Regions from separate parts of the Homo sapiens genome. Here region 1 is linked to region 2. The links are chromatin contacts, found by Hi-C or POLR2A ChIA-PET in ENCODE. All regions are on one chromosome and are shown on one strand. Each heading gives the region's core, a stretch centred on a gene start or an enhancer-like site at or near the end of the contact. The rest is flanking DNA. Distances are from core to core; before and after follow the strand shown. Region 1 overlaps GABRD (gamma-aminobutyric acid type A receptor subunit delta). Region 2 overlaps CFAP74 (cilia and flagella associated protein 74).

Evidence for each region. A loop is a pair of places that touch in the nucleus more often than their neighbours do. ChIA-PET counts read pairs that join two places held with the same protein, here RNA polymerase II (POLR2A). Pooled maps may share reads with other maps.
Region 1: a loop to region 2 is called in a map of endothelial cell of hepatic sinusoid, with 8 times the contacts of the local background. The contact joins two enhancer-like sites. A Hi-C loop is called at or near these places in 3 of 168 maps with a recorded cell type or tissue (astrocyte of the cerebellum, endothelial cell of hepatic sinusoid and posterior vena cava) and 2 of 50 pooled maps. POLR2A ChIA-PET finds 5 or more read pairs at or near these places in 4 of 52 experiments (Panc1, activated T-cell, endothelial cell of umbilical vein and 1 more).

Annotation. Positions count from the first base shown.
Region 1 is chr1:2,022,565-2,027,785 of GRCh38, forward strand. GABRD (gamma-aminobutyric acid type A receptor subunit delta) reads left to right here. Exons shown (of 9, transcript NM_000815.5): 2 at 2,378-2,490; 3 at 2,770-2,837; 4 at 2,954-3,174; 5 at 5,013-5,095. Among named protein-coding and RNA genes, the nearest start is that of GABRD, 5.8 kb to the left of the region's middle. Within about 2 kb of position 3,120, at least 8 of the 41 ENCODE cell types and tissues checked have a DNase peak (open chromatin) inside an H3K27ac peak, as active enhancers do.
Region 2 is chr1:1,985,588-1,990,694 of GRCh38, forward strand. It overlaps CFAP74 (cilia and flagella associated protein 74), which reads right to left. Exons shown (of 39, transcript NM_001304360.2): 3 at 3,302-3,386; 4 at 2,925-3,068; 5 at 1,350-1,448. Among named protein-coding and RNA genes, the nearest start is that of CFAP74, 16 kb to the right of the region's middle. RefSeq lists enhancers at 491-1,182, 1,183-1,873, 2,769-3,968 and a silencer at 3,646-3,836. Within about 2 kb of position 3,649, at least 12 of the 41 ENCODE cell types and tissues checked have a DNase peak (open chromatin) inside an H3K27ac peak, as active enhancers do.

The DNA.
Region 1 (5,221 bases), core at 1,870-4,369, 36 kb after region 2:
TCCTGTGGCCTCATTCCAGGCAGGCTAGATGGCAGCTGGGCTGGTCCAAAAATAAAGCCTCACTAGAGCCCTTTGCGTCCGACCTTCAAGGCAACTGCCATTTGCATTTTTAATTGGCCGGGACTTAATTTGATTCCATCTTATACTTTGTTACCAAAGTGCCTGCTCCTCCTTAGCCCTGTGCCGGGCCACTCCTGGGGGTCCCGTGGGCGCGGGGTCCTGGGTCTGGATGGACAGCAGCCCTGGATGCTGCCTCCAGCTGGCTCCTGCCAGAGTTGGGCCACCACAGTCGTCCAGGACAGATTGGGGTTGGCAGAATCTGGTTAGCTAAGGAACGTTTGGTTCAAAGTCCAAATCTTTGAAAGGCCAGTGTGTAAAACAAGAAGAAAAGTGGTTCTGATGGAAAGGGAGAGGGCCTCAGCCCCCGACCCCGCTGCTGCTGCCTCCCAAACCCCGGTGGTCCTCAGGGGGCCCAGGACGCACCTGAGGATAAAGTGTATGGAGCAGAGTCAAGGCTGGATGCAGGGAGAGGCAGGGAGAGTGTCCACCTCCCAGCATCCTTCCCAGTGTTTCTCTGGAATTGCGGGTTTAAGATTTGGACCTGCTCATGCAGCTCCCCGGCTGGACTTAGCCTGAGGCACCAGACCTCTGTGCCCTGCCCCTTGCCTCTCCCTTGGGAATCCAAGGACTCAAGAGGGCTGGAGCCGGAGAGACAGACAAGCAGAGTAGGCTGCAGGTGATCTGTGTGGGGCACTGGGAGGGTGCTGCACGGGGTGGGGCTGGTGGCCCGGCCTCAGCTTGACTGTGCCAGACAGGCAGTGTGGAGGGGTGCCTCGAGCCCAGGTCGCAGTCTCTGAGGGAGCAGGAGGCCAAGGGCTGTGGCCCCCACCGTGAGGAGGGGAGGGGCAGTCAGTTGCGTCCTGGGGAGCCAGGCGTGGAGGAGGCCTGGGACTGTGCTCTTCTCTTGGTGGCCTGTGGAGTAGCCCAGCATAGGGCACCCGCTTGAGGCTGTATCTGAACTGGGGTCAAATCTGTCTCTAGGCTTGCTGTGGGGGAGGCCACTGACTCAGGTCCCGGCCCCTCAACTCTCCTGGAGGGCTCGGGCCAGGCTCGGGCCTGGCGACCTGGAGGACATGTCTGAAGCCACCCCCTTGGATAGAAATGATTCTGAGAATACAGGGGGGTTAATCTCAAGGCCCCACCCCTGGGACCAATCCCCATCCTGTGTGCAGGAGGACAGGTATGACAATCACCACAAACTGGACGGCTTGAAACAACAGACGCCTATTCTCTCGCAGCTCGGGAGGCCAGGAGCCTGAAATCAAGGTGTGGGTGGGGCTCGTTCCCCTGGAGGCTCTGAGGGAACCTCCGTCCCTGGCCTGTCTCCAGCTCCGGCGGTGGCTGGAAACCCTGGCCTCCCCTGGCCTGTGGACGCCTCACCCCAATCTCTGCCTCCTCTGTCCCCAGGCTTCTTCCCTCTTCTCTTCTAAGGACACCAGTCCTTGGGTTTAGGGCCCACCCAATCCAGTATGGCCTCATCTTAACTAATTACCTCTGCAAAGACCTTATTCCCAAATAAGCTCACATTCTGAGGCTCTGGGTGGATGTGCATTTTGGGGGACGCTGTTCAACCCAGTGCAGGTGAGCAGATGGGGGCCGGGGGGGTGCTGGGGTGCTCTGGGCTCTGGCAGCATGGTGTGTATGGGGAGGAGATGCCTCCCTCAAGCCTGGGCGTCCCCATGGCCCTGCTGTCTACCCCGAGCTGCTCCGAGGTTGAGCTAAACCACAGAAGCACATGGCCATTTGGGGATCTGGAGCCCACCCTGGGCCTTCCTGGGAGGAGACAGAGAGTAGGAGGCTGTGGGCCCGGGTTTTGGGGCCCTGTCCTCTTCCTGTCCCTGCCCCTTGCCTCCTCCTCACATTCCTCTTCTCCAAACCGTCTAATGGGGGAAGCTTCGCCCTCAGAAGCCGACAGGGAGACCTCTTTGGTGAGGGACCCCAGGGGTGGAGACCCGAGGCCGGCCTCCGCGGGCTGGTTGAGGAGGGAGGCTGTTAGCCTGGGAGCTTGGCCCACGCTGGGGGGCTCTGTCCAACCCAGGGCCACCTCCCTCAAAGCCAGGAGGGCTAAGTGGGCACTGAGGCCGGAGGAGGAAGCCAGGTCAGGGCCAGTGGAAGAGGCTGAGGACCTCCCGGGGTTCCCTGTGTCCAGCCAGAGGCTTGGGGACTGGCCAGGCCCCCACCTGCAAGGGCTCCCACAGTGGCCCCCCATGCCCTGGCCCAGGTGCCCAGAACAGTGCTGCATCCCCAGGAAGGGACCCAGGCTCAGTGGAATTAAATTAAGTCCTGGCCTGTCTGACCGGTGGCTTTGCATCCCCAGAGCGATGAATGACATCGGCGACTACGTGGGCTCCAACCTGGAGATCTCCTGGCTCCCCAACCTGGACGGGCTGATAGCCGGCTACGCCCGCAACTTCCGGCCTGGCATCGGAGGTGAGGGGCGGTCCAGGCCCGGCAGGCAGGAGCCGCTGGAGCCCAGGCTAGGCCGTGGCTGTGTGGCCCACTGGGCTGTAGGCTGGCCTCTAGGCAAGGAAGCCTGGCTCTCCCCTGGGGGGCTCCATCAGAGCCAGGCCCCCACAGAGACAGCCAGGGAGGTGCAGCTTCTCAGGCCATGATGGCCGACTGCCTGTGACTGGGACCCCGGCAGGGTCCCATCGTGGCTCCCATGCTGGGCCGGCCTCAGTCCTTCTTAGTTCTGCTCTTTCCTTGCAGGCCCCCCCGTGAATGTGGCCCTTGCCCTGGAGGTGGCCAGCATCGACCACATCTCAGAGGCCAACATGGTAGGTGCCACCAGCCTCTGCCTCAGGCACGGTGGGTGCCCACAGCCTCTGCCCTGGGCTGCATGCCCCTGGGGGTGGAGCAAGGCTGACCCCCGGCCCCTGTGCCACCTCCACAGGAGTACACCATGACGGTGTTCCTGCACCAGAGCTGGCGGGACAGCAGGCTCTCCTACAACCACACCAACGAGACCCTGGGTCTGGACAGCCGCTTCGTGGACAAGCTGTGGCTGCCCGACACCTTCATCGTGAACGCCAAGTCGGCCTGGTTCCACGACGTGACGGTGGAGAACAAGCTCATCCGGCTGCAGCCCGACGGCGTGATCCTGTACAGCATCCGGTGAGCGGGCTGCCCACCCGGACTCCGGGGGAGAGCCTGCCCGGGCCAAGCGTCGGCGCCTGGACGCTCCAAGGCTTGGAAAAGCTCGAGCGGCTTCTGCTGCCGGGAGCTGGCGGGCGGGCGGAGGGGGGGGCAGAAGCTGCGCGGTTATTTATATCCCCCGCAGCTGCTGGGGAAACATCCGCTCCAAGGTCGCCGACAGGAAGCCGGCAGATGTGGCTTTTTGGCCAACACAGTGCCTTTTGGTTTTTAAAATGGGGTGGAATTCACATAACATAAAATTAACCTTTTTAAAGTGAACAATTCAGTGGCATTTGGCAGATTCGCCACGTTGTGCAACCCCACCTCTGTCTGGTCCAAAACATTTCAAGACCCCAAAAGGAGACCCAGCCACTGAGCAGGTGCTCTCCACTCCGCCCTCCCTGGAGCTCCAGCAGCCACCCGCTTGCTTTCTGTCTCTGTGGGTCTGCCCAGAGACAGAAACATTTCATCGAAAGGGAATCACATGCTGTGTGTGGGACCCTTTATGACTCCGGCTTCGTTACTCAGCATCACGTCCTCACGGTTCATCCCAGTGGAAGCCGGAGTCAGGGGCGCCTTCTTCTTCATGGCCTAGGCGATGGCCCACGGCAGGGGCGCGCCACACCTGCCTCCCATCCCTCTGCCGAGGGGCGCTTGGGTGGCTTCCGGCGTTGGCGAATGTGAAAACACTGCTATGAATGTGTGTGCGCGCATTTGTTTGAAAACCTGTTTTCAGACACATGCCTCTTAAAGATGGAATTAGTTCATGACACTTAAAAAATCAGGAGGCATGTGGCCGGATGCGGTGGCTCACGCCTGTAATCCCAGCACTTTGGGAGGCCGAGGTGGGTGGATCACGAGGTCAAGAGATCGAGACCATCCTGGCCAACATGGTGAAACCCCGTCTCTACTAAAAATACAAAAGATTCGCTGGGCGTGGTGGTGGGGGCCTGTAGTCCCAGCTACTCAAGAGGCTGAGGCAGGAGAATGGTGTGAACCCGGGAGGCAGAGCTTGCAGTGAGCCGAGATTGCGCCACTGCACTCCAGCCTGGGGACTGAGCGAGACTCCATCTCAAAAAAAAAAAACAAACAAAAAAAAGAAATCAGGAGGCAGCCGGGTGCAGTGGCTCACGCTTGTAACCCCAACACTTTTTGGAGGCTGAGGTGAGAGTATACTTGAGCCTGGGAGTTTGAGACCAGCCTGGGCAACATAGGGAGATCCTGCCTCTACAAAAATAATAAAAAACATTAGCTGGGCTTGGTGGTGTGCACCTGTGGTCTCAGCTACTCGGGAGGCTGAGGTGGGAGGATTACCCACCTCAAGCCCCGGGGGGTTGAGGCTGTAGTGAGTCAAGATTGCACCACTGCACTCCAGCTTGGGTGACAGAGTGAGACCCTGTCTCATAAACAAACAAAAACATCGGGATATTTTACATAGGAATTTAAATATTTGACCTCTCCTAGAAAATCAAGTGCGTGGCAACTCTGGGCCTATTCCCGTGTGTTCCTCAGCCATCGCTCGGGCCAGGGCCTGGGTGTGAAGGCTGTCCCCTGCCCCGTAGGCCCCCAGCCTAGTTCAATAGTCAAGCGTTTTGAAGAGAATGAATGAAATCCAGTTCTTGACGGTCCTAAAGGAATACTTGACGTCTATGAAGTTGAGCAGTTTCCAGGTTTACCTGGATTCTGGGCAAACACAGTCTGAGAAGTAGCTGGGGCTCCAGGCAGGTGCTCAGGGGGCATCTCTGCAGGGGAACTGCCAGGCTTTCGGGAGGGCTGGCCTCACCCCCAAGGCCTCACTGCCATGCTTGTCTTGGCAGAATCACCTCCACTGTGGCCTGCGACATGGACCTGGCCAAATACCCCATGGACGAGCAGGAGTGCATGCTGGACCTGGAGAGCTGTGAGTGGGTGTGCAAGGCGGGTAGGGGCTTCTCCAGCAGTGGATGGGGGCTCAGACTGTCAGCCCGGGGCCTGGACAAGGCTGGCCCGGCTCAGGATGCAGGAAAGCACCAAACCAGCTTCTGCA
Region 2 (5,107 bases), core at 2,399-4,898:
GAGGGAAATCTCGGCACTGGGCCACCTAGCCAATGGAGCGTGGGGCTGGCGGGAGGCTCTCCACATGCCCCTTTCCGCTGGGCAGGCAGTGCCCACATGGCACAGCCCCAGGGGGAGTGAGGGCTTGGGGAGCCTGCCCTGGACCCTCAGTGGCCCCTGCATGAAGCCCCTGGGGGCAGCAGCCATCCAGGCCTGTGACCCGGGAAGGACCCAGCACGTGCGACAAGCCCCAAGCCCTCGCGTCAGGGCGCCCTGGGTCCCCTCCCTCCCTCCTGTTCCCCTCCTGGGCATCATCCACCCCAGCACACATCCAGTGCCAGCCCAGCCACGTTCCTAGAGACCACTTCCCGGGCGGTGGGCGGTTGCCCACGAGAGCGGCACAGTGTGATGCTGGCCAGAGGTCCCGGCCATGTGGACACGGGTGGTGGGCTTTGAGCAGCTGGCCGGGTATGGCAGTCACCCCTAGATCCTGGGTGCCACAGTCCAGGAATGAGGCAGGTCAAAACCCTGCAGAGGGCTGGGTGCGGTGGCTCACGCCTGTAATTCCAGCAATTTGGGAGGCCGAGGCGGGTGGATCACAAGGTCAGGAGTTCAAGACCAGCCTGGCCAAGATGGTGAAACCCTGTCTCTACTAAAAATACAAAAAAAAATTAGCCAGGTGTGGTGGCACATGCCTGTAATCCCAGCTACTCCGGAGGCTGCAGCAGAGAATTGCTTAAACCTGGAGGGGCAGAGGTTGCAGTGGCCCGAAGCCCCTCACCCCCCAGGGCCGGGAGGACCTGCTGGTTCCCTTGCCCCTGGCTGCTGGCCCTCTGCTCCCCATGGCTGCACTAGCCCCTCCAGGTCGGGCACCCTGCTGGGGCCTTCCAGGGCTGGGCTGAACTCGGCAGGCCCTGCAGGCACCTGGTGCCCCCAGAGGGTGAGGCGAGGCCAGAGCTGCAGCCGTGGAGCCATCCAGGCTCCCGGAGCAATGCCTGTTGGTGAGTGTTGGCGTTTCCAGCGTCCCCCAGGCCCCTCCCACCTGGGAGTGTGGGACGCATGCAGGCCTCTCACCTCTCACCTCGCCCTCAGCTGCCTCACCCTGCTGCTCCAGGCAAGAGTGGCCCAAGAGGCCTTCCCCTGACTGCTGACCCACTCGGCCTTGCCTCCCAGAGATCCAGCCCCAGTGCCCTCCAGGCCCCAGCAGTGCCGACCTCACATGCTTCTGCATGTTCGTGTTGTGGCCTCACACTGGGGCTCCTCATTGGCCTGAACACAGCAGGTGCTTCACGCCTCACTTTGGGTGAACCAGTGAACCTCCGGCCCTGACCTCATGCCCGGTTCCCTGCCCCCTGGCGAGGGCCACCTACATGTTGCCCGCCTCTTCCTCTGTGGCGATCTCGGCTGCCACAGCCTCCTGCTGCTTGTCGATCAGGTCCCGCCTCTGCCGACAGGCGCGCAGCTCCCCTCTGGAACAGGGAAACAAAGGTCAGATGATGGTTCCCTGAAACTCCAGCCTCCAAAGTGACAGTGGGCGTGGCAATGGGGCCAGGTGAGGCAGAGCCAGACCCCCAGAGCCCCCCTCACCCGGGCCAGGGGTCTCTCTAACACCTTCAAGCCACACAAGCAGGGTCTTGTCGTCCATTTTTGGAAAACTGCCCAGGGGCAGCTGTGTGGCCCCCACCCGAAGGTGACATGCTCCCCAGGGCCGAGGACGGTGCAGGAGCGGGAGGGAACCTGGGTCTGCATAAACAAGCGCACTCCTGCGTGTGAAGGGCACGTGGTGGGAGGTCTGGGGCCCACGGGAGGGGAGGAGCTGGAGCTCCTCCACCATCTTCCAGAGAGCGGGCCAGGCAGGCCCAGGTCACCAGTGGGGCATGGGCCGGGACAGAATCCAGTTCACATGGTAGCTCCTGGGGGCGACTCAGGCCTCAGGTACAAACAACGGAGCAAAGCCCAGAGCATGAACTCTGGAGGTCGCTTTTTTTTTTCCCGAGACAGAGCCTCGCTTGTCACCCAGGCTGGAGTGCAGTGGCGCGATCTCGGCTCACTGCAACCTCCGCCCCCCAGGTTCAAGCGATTCTGCTGTCTCAGCCTCCCAAGTGGCTGGGACTACAGGCGCCCACCACCACGCACAGCTAATTTTTGTATTTTTAGTAGAGACGGGGTTTCACCATATTGGCCAGGCTGGTCTCAAACTCCTGACCTCGTGATCCACCCACCTTGGCCTCCCAAAGTGCTGGGATTACAGGTGTGAGCCACCGCGCCCGGCCATGACGGTCACTTGGAAAACACACGGGCGCTGCCGGAGCCGAGGAGGGAAATCGTAGTTTCCCCGGGTGAAGTACCCAAGTTAGGTGCCCGAGTTATGGGCAAGAAGTTATGCAGAAGAACATTTGTCTTTCAGTTTTTTATTTTTAGAGACAGGGTCTTGCTCTGTCACCCAGGCTTGCTGCAGCCTTGACCTCCTGGGCTCAAGCCATCCTCTGGCCTCAGCCTCCCAAGTCACTGGGACCACAGGCGTGCGCCACCACTCTCCGCTGAATGTTTTTAGTTTTTAGGAGACGCTGAAATATTTAGGAGTGACGTATCATGTCTGTGATTTGCTTTAACATAATTTAGCACAAAATCCCATAGATATAAAATACAAACACACACAAACACAGAAAGAAGCTACAACGAAAGCTTGACAGGTGGCAACTCTGGGTGGCGCTGGGGGCAGCGGGGCCACTTGTTTCCGCCTTTTCTGTGGGAAGGGGGCTGGGAGCGCTGGGCACTAGCTCCCGGGTGGGGCTTGCAGAACTGCTCCTCCATGGAGACCCTGTGCGACCCTCCCTTGCAGGCCCTCAGGGTGACGACAGGTACAGGACCACCCCTGCTGCACCCATGTCACGGCCTGGGGGGCATCAAGAGGTGCAGGTGCAGCGGCCTCAGCCCCAGCTCACCTCATCTTCTCAGTGAAAAGCTCTTGCTCCTCATGCATCTTATCCAGGGCGCTCAGGTTCTGCCGCAGGTGAAATGCCTGCGTTCTGTCCTCAGCTGTTTTCTTCTTCAATTTATCAGCATCAGTATCTAGTTCTTTCACTGAGCTTAGGATGAAAAGGACGTCAGCTGCCACCACCCCAGCTGCAGGCTCAGAACTCATTCCTCGGTGTGGCTGCCGGGGTAGGTGCCTGACAGTTCTGCTTCAGGGCGGGAGCTGCGGGAGCTACAGCCTGTGGGAGGGAGGAAGCAGCCGCCCCGCTCCCTTCACCCACCCCCCCACCCCCACCCCCACCCCCACCCCCCCACACCCACCTCCACCCCCGATCCTCCGAGTTACCTGCTGTGTCCCGGGTCCACGTCATCCTCAGCTTCCTGTAGAAGACATTTGATGTCAAACTCCGGATCCTCTAATTCATCTCTTTCTAGAAATCAAGGCAAGAGTTTAAAAAAAAAAAAAAGCAGATCAAACATTTGCATCTGAAGTTTTAGGATAAATCTTTTTCTTTTTTTGGGACAGGGTGTAAGGAACCTGCTGCACTGCAGCCACACAAGCACAGGCAGAGGTAAACAGCCTGGGTGACTCAGTGGGACTGGGGCGCTGGCGCCTTGAGAGAGAGAGAGAGAGTCAGGGACATCCGTCTTTGCAGACGGACAGCGGGGAGCAAGGGCACAGCACCGCTTGGCTGGTGTCCAGAGAAAGAGTTAAGCTGCTGACCCTGAAGTCAAGGGAGAGCCGGCCACGCAGCTGTGTGTGTGGGAGCCGCCGGACTAACCAGCCAGGACAGGGCGGACGGTGTGAGACAAAGCCGTTGGGGAGAGCTGCTGCTGAATAAAATCCTTTTTCACCTGCCTACGGCCCCCGAGCGTTCCTTCTGCTCATCCACCCACTCCCTTTGGACCTCAACATGACGTTCGGCGTAGTCATGAACCTGACGTGGAGTCTCTGTTGCCCAGGCTGGAGTGCGGTGGCGTGATCTTGGCTCTCTGCCACCTTCGCCTCCCAGGTTCAAGGGATCCTCCCACCTCAGCCTCCCGAGTAGCTGAGGCTACAGATGTGTCCTACCATGCCCAGCTAATTTTTATATTTTTAGTAGAGAGAGGGTTTCCCTATGATGACCAGGCTGGTCTTGGACTCCTGACCTCAAGTGAGCCACCCGTCTCGGCCTCCCCAAGTGCTGGGATGACAGGCGTGGGCCACCACACCCGGCCCGTGTTAGGATAAATCTTGACACGCACTAACTTGGTGGTACCACACCCGGCCAGTGTTAGGATAAATCTTGACAAGTCTAACTTGATGGTTCTCAAAGCAAAATCCGAGGAACCCTGAGGGTCCCTTAGTGTCCTTCAGGGCCTGTGAGGTGAAAACTGTCTTCATGATCACACTCGCACGCCATTTGTCTCCTCACTCTCTTCCCATGAGAGGACAGTGGCGTTTTCCAGAGGCTGCATGACAGGTGACGTCACAACAGACAGCTCTAAGACTCCAGCTGTCTTCCATTAAACCCAACTCTTAACGTTACTGCCAATAGGTTCGTTATTGCTATTTTAAGTGGCTACGTATTAAAATGTTTCCAGCTTTAATTTTTGATACAGTAAGTATGGAAAGATACAGGCAACATAAACAAATGTTCTCTGTGTCTTCAATAATTTTTAAGAATGTAAAGGGGTTCTCAGACAAAAGAGGCTGAAGGTCACTATCTCAGAAGATTACAGCGGACTTCCGGCAAAACACGGCAAAGGGAACACAGTTTTTCTTCCCTTCATTAAATCTCAGTAAAAATGATGGAAAAGGCAGAAAGCCACAGTCACAAGGGGGGCGGGAGAGGGAGACAGTGGCGGGGGGCAGGGGGGAGAAGGCCACACAGCGCCAGGAGCTGACTCAGCACACAACAGAACCCAAAACGGGGTGGGGAGTGGGGTGGGGGTGGGAAGGAAATGCGTTCCCAGATTGCGATGGCCTGCCTGTGCCCAGAACTAGAACCAAATCAAGGCACGTCTCAGTAACATTTCAGATCATCAGAGATTTTTTAAAAACAGCTTCCAGGAAAAGAAAACAAAAATAGGTCACATTCAAAGGATTGGGATAAAAATGGCATCAGATTTCTCAATACTGATGTTGGAAACTAGAAAACTATGGTCTGCC